Regions from separate parts of the Homo sapiens genome. Here regions 2 and 3 are each linked to region 1. The links are chromatin loops, found by intact Hi-C in ENCODE. Cell type or tissue: B cell. All regions are shown on one strand.

What was found. A loop is a pair of places that touch in the nucleus more often than their neighbours do. Peaks named below come from ENCODE experiments on the same cell type or tissue, not always from the same donor. Only the 100,000 strongest peaks of a DNase experiment are listed, where the experiment ranks them.
Region 2: a loop joins it to region 1, with 10 times the contacts of the local background. A loop is called at or near these places in 3 of 110 quality-filtered maps.
Region 3: it touches region 1 in a loop (2.2-fold over the local background); 3 of 110 quality-filtered maps call a loop at or near these places.

Annotation. Positions count from the first base shown.
Region 1 is chr12:42,467,663-42,471,662 of GRCh38, reverse strand. It overlaps PRICKLE1 (prickle planar cell polarity protein 1), which reads left to right. Exons shown (of 8, transcript NM_153026.3): 3 at 1,304-1,417; 4 at 2,076-2,213; 5 at 2,834-3,037. Among named protein-coding and RNA genes, the nearest start is that of PRICKLE1, 120 kb to the left of the region's middle. RefSeq lists enhancers at 2,000-2,049, 2,060-2,159. In B cell, no CTCF peak of the experiment used is centred here; DNase peaks (open chromatin) are centred at 2,072 and 2,932; H3K4me3 peaks cover 2,018 bases; H3K27ac peaks cover 3,896 bases.
Region 2 is chr12:43,276,042-43,280,041 of GRCh38, reverse strand. No RefSeq gene overlaps it. Among named protein-coding and RNA genes, the nearest start is that of LINC02461, 120 kb to the right of the region's middle. In B cell, no CTCF peak of the experiment used is centred here; a DNase peak (open chromatin) is centred at 1,531; H3K27ac peaks cover 326 bases.
Region 3 is chr12:42,392,704-42,396,703 of GRCh38, reverse strand. PPHLN1 (periphilin 1) reads right to left here. Exons shown (of 10, transcript NM_201439.2): 8 at 3,015-3,134. Among named protein-coding and RNA genes, the nearest start is that of PPHLN1, 69 kb to the right of the region's middle. In B cell, no CTCF peak of the experiment used is centred here; no DNase peak of the experiment used is centred here; H3K27ac peaks cover 381 bases.

The DNA of each region.
Region 1 (4,000 bases):
CTGATGTTAGGGTTCTGTTTCCTGTAGGGTGGGACGTTTTATGAGAATAGGGTATCCTTATTTATCCATGGCATAGCACAGTACCTGGCACGCATGTAGCTGATATTCAGTAAGTGTTTATAACTGTAAAAAGCTTCTAGAGCTGATAGAATGGGGAGAGGGTGGAGTGCTGGTGAAGCAGTTAGAAAAGCAATATTTTGACAAACTACTTAGAGAGAATCCCTTCTTACAACTTAGAGTGGGTAGGTTTTGTGTGGTACTAAGGTATTGAAGTAGACAGGCCCTAAATTCCTGTCTCCTGTCTTTTTTTTCTTTTATTCCTTCTCAGCTCTGCAGTATCCTTTGCAGTACTCATTAAGGGATGTTCCTTTAAAGACATCAGAAAAACAAACAAGCAGAAATTAAGTTTTCCTTTCAGAGTGAGCAAAGTACAGCTCAATGTGGCTTCTCTCCAGTTTGCCTGGGGAGGCTGACTTCAGGTATTCAGAAAATAGCACTCATGGAAGCAAAGAAAGCTGATGTTTGAGAGAACCTGATAAAGAAGAGTTTACAACATTTAGCAAAACAGCCTTTGTCTTTGTGTTGTGTAAAATTCAGAGAGCAAATTAAATGTGTTCGTGTAGTGGCTGGATTTTGGACCATTTCACACAGTCTGTGTAGTAATTTGCAGGATTCACCCAGGACTCTCTCTCTTGCTGATCTCTTGTCTGACCCCTTGGAAGACTGGCTGAGGAGGAGTAGTCTTTTTTTTTTTTTTGAGACGGATTCTTGCTCTGTCACTCAGGCTGGAGTGCAGTGGCGCGATCTTGGGTGACTGCAACCTCTGCCTCCCAGGTTCAAGCGATTCTCCTGCCTCAGCCTCCCGAGTAGCTAGGATTACAGGCGTGCATCACCACGCCCAGCTAATTTTTGTAGTTTTAGTAGAGACAGGGTTTCACCGTGTTGGTCAGGCTGGTCTCGAACTCCTGACCTCAGGTGATCCACCAGCCTCAGCCTCCCAGAGTGCTGGGATTACAGGCGTGAGCCACACCACCGGGAAGAGTGGTCTTAAATGTGCATATTTTATGGTGCATAATTTATGATGTCCCTAATTGTCACTACAAATTACATTCCTGAAGAGCAATTTAGCAGCTGGGTGCTAGTTATCTGAAGGTTTGCAGTTCTGCTGAGTTGGCTCAGCTGGTCTTCTCATTAGCTACAAGAGGCCAAACCCTGTACCTAGGGAAAGGTAACTTTTAAAGATTAAGTGAGCTGAGATGCTCAGTTCTGTATGTTGATGCCATTCTCACTGTCTCTTTTGCAGATCCAGCTCTATTTTGCTTGCTTACCAGAGGAAAAAGTTCCTTACGTTAACAGCCCCGGAGAGAAGCATCGGATTAAACAGCTTTTGTACCAGTTACCACCACATGATAATGAGGTAAAATAGCAGGAAGAAGGCTAATTAGAAAAAAGAAGAAAAAATGCATGAGAAGCATTGAGATGCTGCTCATAAACCCCAACTCCTCACTGGCGAGGGCTCCCTTTTGCCTTTCTTTAGTTAAAATTTGGCCAGAGAATACAGCTTTCCATTCTTTGAGAGAAAGAGAGAAAAGAGTATCAGTGTAATAAACTTAACACAAGTTGGTTTTTATAGTGTTTGCAGCCACCCACCAATGATCAGGAACCTACAAATTCCTGAGATTTCCCAGCCCCTGCATCCAGAGTGAATGCTTTATGGTCATTCAGGCCTGCAGTTGAGTTGAGTGCATGTAGAATGGAGAGTAAAAGTGGCAATTAACAAGTTTAAACCTTTTGTGGAAAGGTTAATGTCCTATATATATTTTTTAATTCTGTGTTGATAAGGGTTTTCAATTAAACATTTCTTATTTAAAAAAAAAGTATTCCTTCACATTGCATTTCCCTTTTTCTAGAGAGGCTGTAAAATTCAGATATGGTGTCATTTTAAAATCGTGGGGGTGTGACACAGGCGAGCTAAACTTACTGTTTCACTTCCTGAAACCCTAACTCTGGAAGTAGAGAACTGGTGAGAAAGACTGTGCACTCAGTGTGGTGTTTCTGTTTTGCTTTCTGTGAAGGTACGGTATTGCCAGTCTTTGAGTGAAGAGGAGAAAAAAGAGTTGCAGGTGTTCAGTGCTCAGCGGAAGAAAGAAGCACTGGGAAGAGGAACAATTAAGCTTCTGTCCAGAGCAGTCATGCATGCTGTGTGTGAGCAGGTGAGCAGCCCCTTCTCTGATGCGTAGCTTGTGGCAGTGATGTGGATGGGGTGGACAGTCGGGGGTAGGTGACTGGACTAGCAGAGGTGTGGGTCCTGAAAGCCTCCAGAAAATGAGAGAAAGACAGCCTAGCTTTTTATTAAATAGCAAATCATGTTTCATATTTGTAACTAGCTACACTGCTGTGTATGACAGCAGGAGTCAGTCACCCTTATGCAAACATTGGGTGAAATCCTGCCTTTGGTAGGATCCTGGCATGGAGGTAGGTGCTAGGATACATCTCGTATTCAAAAGATGCAGAAACATAATGAAGACATTCAGATCTTTGCTGGCAGTTCTCAGAGTAGGAAATGTATCCAGCAGGAGGCTGGCACAGGAAAACCACTATTTGTGTGAATCAGATTACACCGTCCTTAGAAATAGTTGTAGTATGTCTGAGACACGTGCCTTACAGTGGAGAATCACCAGTAATCCAGCATTAAAGAGCTATTTAATCACTAAAAGAGGTAGCAAAAATAAATACATTCCTGACAAATTCGAGATTTATCCTAAAGTAGGAAAGCCTGAGAATCCTGTCTTTAAAAAATGATCCTTTTACATTCAAACCCATTTGTTTGTAGTGTGGTTTGAAGATAAATGGAGGTGAAGTTGCAGTGTTCGCCTCCCGTGCGGGCCCTGGTGTGTGCTGGCACCCATCCTGTTTTGTCTGTTTCACGTGTAATGAGCTGCTGGTCGACCTCATCTATTTTTATCAGGATGGAAAAATTCACTGTGGCAGGCACCATGCAGAACTGCTCAAACCACGGTGCTCAGCATGTGACGAGGTAAAAAAAAGTTCATCCTTTCACACTGGGAAAAATAAGCTTAGATTAAGCCAATATTCCACTGTTTACATCAAGCAAAATACTAAAATTTCCTGGATTTTGTTCTGTGTGCATGTTTTAAACATAATCCTGTACATTCATACAATGAAATGATCTATATTTGGTTGCTGCAAAAGTAATTGCGGTTTTTTGCCATAATGGTCAAAACCGCAATTAATTTTTCACCTTCCTGATAGAAAGGGAAGCAGATGTCTTTGTACTTTGATAAGTATTATGTCTTCAGTGGGTTGTGAGAAAATACAAGCTGCAGAAGAGCATGTAGTAGATGGTCTCATTTTTGTTAAGAATTTAAAAAACAATATGATATATGTATTTGTTTATGCTCAGAAAAGGTATGGAAAGACAAATACCAAATTAATAGTAGTTACCCTCGGGGAAGGTGGGAATGGATGATGGCTTGAAAGGAAAAATTTTTTCCCTTTAGCTTTTTATTTTAAAATAATTTTAGATTTACAGAAGAGTTGCAAAGCTATTACAGAGAGATCCTGCATGCCCTTCTCCCAGCTTCCCCTGACACTAACGTCTTACATAACCATAATATATGTATCAAAACTAAGAAATTATCAGCAGTGTAATACCATTAACTAAACCATAGTCTTTGTTTAGATTTTCCCAGTGTTTTAACAGATGCTCCTTTTCTTATCCAAGATCAATCCAGGGTGCTTCATTGCATTTACTCGTTGTATCTTCTTAGTCTCCTTCAATCTATGACAATAAACTTTGTTTTTATTTTTATACATTCATTTACTTTATACATTTTTTTCAACAATGTTCTATTTGAACATATTTTTGTTTTTGTTTTGTTTTGATTTATTTTTTTGGGATGGAGTTGCTCTCTGTTGCCCAGGCTGGAGTGCCGTGGTGCAATCTTGGCTCACTGCAACCTCCGCCCCGCGTGTTCAA
Region 2 (4,000 bases), 810 kb before region 1:
CCTGACCTAAGGTGATCTGCCTGCTTCAGCTTCCCAAAGTGTTGGGATTACAGGCGTGAGCCACTGAAAGCTTCATCTGTATTTACAGCCACTACCTCCATTGCTTGCATTACTGCCTGAGCTCTGCCTCTTGTCAGATAAGTGCAGCATTAGATTCTCACTGGAGCACAAACCCTGTTCTGAACTGTACCTGTGAAGGATCTAGGTTTCATGCTTATCATGAGAATCTAATGCCTGATGATCTGAGGTGGAACAGTTTCATCCTAAAGCCATCTCCGCCTACCCCCTGGTCCATGGAGAAATTGTTTTCCATGAAACTGGTCCCTGGTGCCAAAAAGTTTGGGGACTACTGCTTTATAGTCTGTCTAGTTCTGTACATTGGCCTATCTTGCACCTTTAGTGGATTTTTATCTATGCATGATTTTTGTAACATCATGATTTGTTATTTGGAATATATTGGTTCACTCTTTTACATGGTTCTTCCAAATGTACAGTGAAAAATGCCACTGTACACTTACGAGAGAATGAGCTTTTACACACAAATAATGTACTAGCATTATGCCAAAATTATTTGACTCACAGACTCTGTGAAAGTGTCTCAAAGACCCACAGGGACCCATGCTACTAGAGAGCAGCTGCTCTATGGCATCATCATGGCCTTTTTTCTCGACACTATTTAATAAACACTGTTTAAACTCTCTATTGCCCCTTCTACTCTCACAAGTACCTTCATATCACCACTTTGACCTTCTTTTGATTTACCATATACAGGTATTTCTCATTTCAGAAACTTTGTTACTTCTACTTGACTTCTAATAAAGCTTTAGTTTAGATGCTCCTTTTCCCAAGAATCCTACTCTGACTTTCCTTAATTTGGGTTAGGTATCTTGTCTTAGATATTACTCAAATTAATAACTTTTTTTTTTTGAGACGGAGTCTCACTCTGTCGCCCAGGCTGGAGTGCAGTGGTGTGATCTCGGCTCATTGCAACCTCGCCTCCCGGGTTCAAGAAATTCTCCTGCTTCAGCCTCCTGAGTAGCTGGGATTACAGGTGCCCGCCACCACGCCTAGCTAATTTTTGTATTTTTATTAGAGACGGGGTTTCACCATGTTGGTCAGGCTGGTCTCGAACCCCTGACCTTGTGATCCACCCGCCTCGGCCTCCCAAAGTGCTGGGATTACAGGCGTGAACCACCGTGCCCAGCCCTCAAATTAATAACTTATTTATTTGAAATTTCTAAGTAGATTAAAACCTTTAGGGACAAGAACCATAACCATCTCAAAAAGTATTTGACAGATACTATATTCTTCATAAATCTTTTTTTTCATTGTAACAAATATTTCAAAATAATGATATGGAACTGCAGGTAATGAGATGGGTTTCTACTGCATTAAATTCGATTTTTATCGGTCTATATTTGCAGTATTGAAGTAACTCAAGCCTGTTACGTGGAATTTTATCTTTGTAGGCAAAAATAAACTTTCTGCTAAAACTTTCCATTCTTCAAGGGACAGTTCAGGTTTCACTTCCTCTAAAACAACAATAAGTGTTTCTGATCACCTCTGTCTAACAACTATCGCTCATTCTTTTAAACATATGTAGCCCTAAAGTATTCTTATACTGCTCATTTGGCAACTTGCCACGTGTTCTTTATCTTGGAGTGCTGGTTACTTTGGGTCCATGTTTTCCCCACAAGTTCTGAGCTTCTCAAGAGTAGTGACCATGTCCTCTTTACTTTTGGAGCCTCCCTATACATTTCACATTTTCTTGGTACACAGCAGATGTTTAGTAATTGATTTTGATTTATTGGCTTTTTTTGTCATTGGAATCTCAGTCTTCTCTAAAGGACTGTTACGAAATATTTTATTGGTGATTTTTTAATTTGCAGTACAGCCTTTCTTTAAACTTGGATCTGGAGAACCTACATACACAATGAAGCAATTGTACATATAAGAAGAAAAGCACATCCAGTTCAAAGTCTTCTTGGGCACTCCCTGGTTATATTGTACAGGACTGTGACCCCAAATAATACATACTTTTTGAAAACATCTGAATTAGTAAGGAATAGTTAAAAGTGACAGAAACAAAATTTAAAATAACTTAAAAAGGAAATTTATCGGCTCATATAATTGCGAAGTCCATGGGTGGAGATGTTTGTATTTAAGCCTGACTAACTCCAGAAGCTCAAACAATGATATCAGCTTATCCGTCTTGTGGTTCTGTTTGTATTTGTGTTTCTCTTCCTGATGGCATCATTCTCTCATGCCTTAGACAGGATCTCAAAGAAGCTTACTCAGTGCTTGGTGCTTACAGCCTACAATCCACAAGGCAGAGACACATCGTCTCTCCAGCATCCAAATTTGAAATCTTGGTGGAAGCATTCTAACTGGTCCAGCTTAGTTCATGTGATCATCATTTGGACCAATTACTAAAGATAAAATGCTGGAATACCATGATGGGATAACTCTCAGCCCTATATGCACCAGTGTCATTCACAGGCTAGCCATAACCGTATGAGTTGGGTGGGGTGGTGTTGTAAAAGCCTGACAGAAGTTGATGTGCTGGACAGAAAAAGATTCTAGGTATCAACTATGCCTGGGTTCAAAGATTTCTCTGCAATAATATTAAATAGGTACTTGGTTAATGCAAGGAATATGTAAAGTTGGAAACAAAATAAAACATGTATTTGGGTTATTCAGATGGGAAAAACATTGGTTACTTGGAGGGGAATATTGTATTTCCTCTTTTAAAAGTAACTAAATTCTAATTTGGAAGAGAGATGTGTATTTACCATCATATTAGCTGTGGAATGTAGGCAAATTATTTACCCTTTCTGAGTTTCAGTTTCAGATCTAGAGATCAGTAGTTTTTAACTTGGGCTACAAATTAAAATCACTTGGGGGAGCTCTTAAAAGGAGCTCCTATCAGGAGACGCCCAGGCCTCACGCTAGACAACTTAAGTCAGTGTCTGGGATAGGGATTCAACGTGATTACCTTTATAAATCCAAAGGTCATCCTAATGTATTCCCAAAGGTGAGAATCATTTCTCTAAATTCTTTCATTCCTTTGGTATACGATACATGTATTAGTTGTAAACTATGTTATTTATATTTACTGGGTTTGGGGTTGTTTCTGTGTCAACCATGTCTTCTATTTTCTGGGTTCTGATGCTTTGACATCTGGGCCCTTGTTGACTCTGGAAGGACTCCCTGCCAAGGTTGATCAATTCCAAGAGATGGTAAACAATTTGCTCTTGAGCTCTTTTCAAATACCAACCAACCAACTCAGAGCCCATGCCCCAACCACCACCTCCTTTACCAGACTCTTACACTCCAAGACACTATCCACCTGCCCTAATCACCCAAGATCAGGTACCAGAAAACCAAGGACAGCCGACAGCCACTATGTCCTATAGCCACTATGTCCTAAATATGCTAAACTTATTCAAATGATCCAGTCCTAAACCTGCTTACCCTCTTCACCTGTTCTTTCCCAGGAAATCTCAATAATTGCTCTTGCCCACAGTTTCCCCTCCCTCTGCCTCCTGAATGACCGAGGTGTTTCCCCGTGTGGCCCTTTCATAACATGGTCAACCCCCTTTTTCTTTTTTTATCTTTTTCAAATTTTTATTTTACTTTAAGTTCTGGGATACATGTGCAGAACGTGCAGGTTTGTTACATAGGCATACGCATGCCATAGTGGTTTGCTGCACCTATCAACCTGTCATCTAGGTTTTAAGCCCCACATGCATTAGCTCTTTGCCGTGATGCTCTCCCTCCCCTACTCCCCAGCCCTCCAATAGGCCCTGGTGTGTGTTGTTCCCCTCCATGTGACCATGTGTTCTCATTGTTCAATTCCCACTTAGGAGTGAGAACATGCTCAAATTGTATTTCCCGTTCTAGATCCTTGAAGAATCCCCGCACTGTCTTCACAATGGTTGAACTAATTTACCTTCCCACCAACAACGTAAAAGCATTCTTATTTCTCCACAACCTCACC
Region 3 (4,000 bases), 75 kb after region 1:
ATCCTCCCACCTTAGTCTCCTGAGTAGCTGGGACTAAGCGGCCACCACACCCAGCTTTTTTTTTTTTTTTTTTTTTTTTTTTTTTTTTGTAGTGACAAGACCTTACTACATTGCCCAGGCTGGTCTGCAACTCCTGGCCTCAAACAATCTTCCTGCCTAGGTCTCATCTACCAGGACATTCTAATATCCTTCAAACAATTTTCTTTTCATTCTGACAACCAAAAGAAAACTCTCACAGCTATTTGTTTAAGGACAGCAAATTATATCTCTACAAAACTTGACTGCAACCTTCTTGATGGCTAGGATGGTACCTCAAAAGCAATGTCTGACACAAGTGGATATACAATGCATATTTAGTGAATTTAAATAAACTATAAGAAAACTAGTACAGTATTTTTTAAGTGTGCCTTAAAACACTAATCCTGAAATACATGCTGTGAAAAAAATTACATAGTCAAAAGTTTGGTAAATTATGCAAACTCTTTTATTATCCTCTTACTGAACACCGATGAACATATTAATAATAAATTAAAATCTCTAAAAAGTGCTGAAATATCAAAACCAACCTAACTCTTTTAAACTTAGCATCTCAAATAAACTGGCTACTAGAATCTTTTTTTTTCTTCCTCAGACCATTAAGACCCTTCAGATATGCTGTCAAATACCTTGGGAAATGCTGTAGTAGAGCCCAGAAGATGAAAGTATAAAACTGAAAAGTGGCAGGAACCACAACATGCCTGAATATTTAAGTATATTATTGAATTTACCTTCAATTTCACTGGACTTTCTATGAACTACACGTTTTCCCAAACAAATTGCTTAGAACTATAATGAGGGCAGCAAGTGAAGACAAGGTGGAAACTTAAGCATTCATTCTATCTATCTCAGCTCATAATAATGAAATTTACACAATGTTTCTGAAGTACATGAACCATTACTTAAAAGGCTCATATAAAATAAAATATTGCCACAATTAGATTTAAACAGACACGCACATGCACACACACACATACACAGTACTTTGCCAAACTCTTGCTTGGCATCAAAGGCCTTTCTTCTTTCCAGGCTATTCTGTCAAATTAGATATCAGTTTACAGGACCAAGGCCAAAATTATATTTCTCAAAAAGCACGGACCACTGAAATGAGTAACTATTTAACAATAGCCTGAGAACAAATTAGCAAAATATTAATAAGCTAAAGTATTAATAAGAGAAAAATATTAATATGATATGGGACTAAGTTTACAAAAATTATCTCAAAAATTTCCCAAATGATTTCCAGTACGAAAAAGTATCAATCTAAGTAGAAAAATATTTTAGAGAATGGGATGAAATTGATGCTGCTGTTCAACATTAATGACATACAGAAATAAACATATTATGGTTATCAGTGCTACTCTCACATATCTTGCCTTTGATCCAACAAAAGAACACGTCTGACCTATGACTCAACTTACAGATTTTTTTTAGGGTTATTTACTTTTCATTAATTTGAAATCTAGCGAATTCTGAGCAAATTTTAGAGGAAAAAAAAGATGTTTAAAAAGTCTTTCTAGATCCGAAGTCACTCATGGATTATTCAGTGTCAAGATGCATTCAAGAAATGAGAGAACCCAAGCAGAATATTTAAATTTGAGAACAGTAGTGAGCTTTTATAAAAACCTGAGATAAAAAATGATGGGAGAAGGGAGGATAAATATACTATTAATGTTCATAAATTAATAAAGCCTTGTTAATTGGAGATGAAGTATTAAGAAATTATTCTTTTTGAAAGTTTTTGGTTCCATAAAACAAACTACCAATATTCCAAAGCAGCAATTTTGAAGCATAAATATCAATGATTAATGTAGAAACATTATTCTAAATTATTAGAGAAAATAACCAAAATAATCCAATTAAATGTATTACTGAAAAGTATTGTTCATGCTTTTAAATAGTGCTGGAAAAGTACCAAGAAGGAACAGCTTGGTGTTTTTGATACATTTACTGGAGAATATGCATAAATATCTATTATTATAGCTACAATAAGGAGGAAACCTTGACCCACTTAAGAACAATCGATATCTAAAAGACAGATCAGCATTTTTAAAAAGAAAGGCTCTATTTGCGTAAGTTCTGATAGGGTTTATACTTTTTATGAGCAGTGTACATTAGTTACTTTGGAAAGGATCTTTTCACTGTATAAAGATGTAGTTAAGTATTATTTTTACATACAATATCAATGCTTGATCCCTTTTATCAAAGAACATTCTATAAAAGTCATTCCAAAAGTAAATCAAAAAGCCAGAATGCTCCTTCAAATAAAAATAATTTGTCACGGGACGGATTTTTATATTCTCTACCTGTCATGTCAAAGAATTCCTATAGTATCAAATCCTGAATCTAAAAGCTTAATTGTGACCACAGAATTTCTATATTTCCCTTTTAGAGATGTTACAGTTTATACAGAAATTTTTCAGTTCATTTCAAAATATGTTAATACAAACGTGTCATAAACCTTTTTCTATGGTCCCAAAAATGTTCCCATCTTTCGGTATTCAAGACTCATCAAGGTCTCGGGTTGCCCAGACAATGAATAATTTTATTTCTTGGGATATTTATGAGATAATCTGCATGAAGTATAACAAGCAATATAAATATGGTCCACAATCCAAGGTCAAATTAGATTTCTGTTCTGAATTCACTGGTTTATAACTAGTGGCTTAGCATGATTTCCTGAGATACTTTTAACAGCAAAGCCCATTAAAAGAAGTATATAAATAACGCATTTTTCTTATACTCCATATTTATACTATTCTTACACACCAAAACTACAGGAAACATTCAGACAAAGCGTGATTACTGAATTCAGAGTCATTCATATTCTGACTATCATTCTGTGTGGTAATTTTAATACCTGTAATCCATAAGGATATATTTTGAAGTATAGGAATAAACCAAATATTTTTCGCCCATAATTTAAAATCCAGACAAAACTTTCAGATGTGAAACATAAAGGAGACATTATGCCTTACCTCATACTCAGAAATTTCAGGCAAGTTACTTTCATCTGATTTCTCTAGCTTTTCAGCAGCCCACTTGCTTGCAGCCTCAGCAAGTTCCTTTTCAGTTAGCCTACTGGGTTTGTCTAACACCTAATAAAAATAGAACATTTCTGTTACAATTCTCAAGGGCTTTTAAACTTCAAATACACCAAGAAGTACACTCCACTTACATTTAAAATCATATAAGCCTCCAAATTTCTATGGAGAACAGGTACATTCTTTATTTCCTCCTTCAAAAATATTCAACATGGAATTACTTTAAGTAGCAATTCCTTTGGGACATATAGACCAGATCTAATTCTTAATTTCATTTACATAAGACTCTAGAAATTCATCTAAGTAACAAAGCAAAAGACACTGACAATTAACTCATATAATAATTATATTTAGAATATAAAAGACATCATACTGATTTCAACTTTGTGCCTTTAAGCATATTTAATGAAATAAGTAATGTCTAAATTTCAGTAAAGCAAACTCCTAATACAACAGAAACGTACAGATATGCTATTATTACAGTGTACAGTGAGTTACATAAATCCTACTCCTTACACAAAATTTTTAAACTTAAATTTCATTTTTTGATCCTACTACTAGTTCCTTTATCTAACTGCACACAATACTAAACAAGGTATGGACTTTGCAGTTATATACAGACCTGGCTTTGAATCGCAGTTTAATGACTTGCTAGGTAGATGACTTTATACACCTAACTTACGACACCATGAGCCTTGGTTTCTTCATTTACAAAATAGGGGTTAATAATGCTCACTTTGCAAAGCAGTTGTGAGAATTGAAGGAGGTAATAGATCTGGAAGTATCCACAATAATGCTTGGTACCTTAGTGTTTCTTTCTTTTCCATATTCACTGATGTGAATCTATTATACTAAAACATATCTGAAAATCAATCAGCCAATGGGCTCAATATAAAAATGAAGAAAGTAAAATGTCTTTT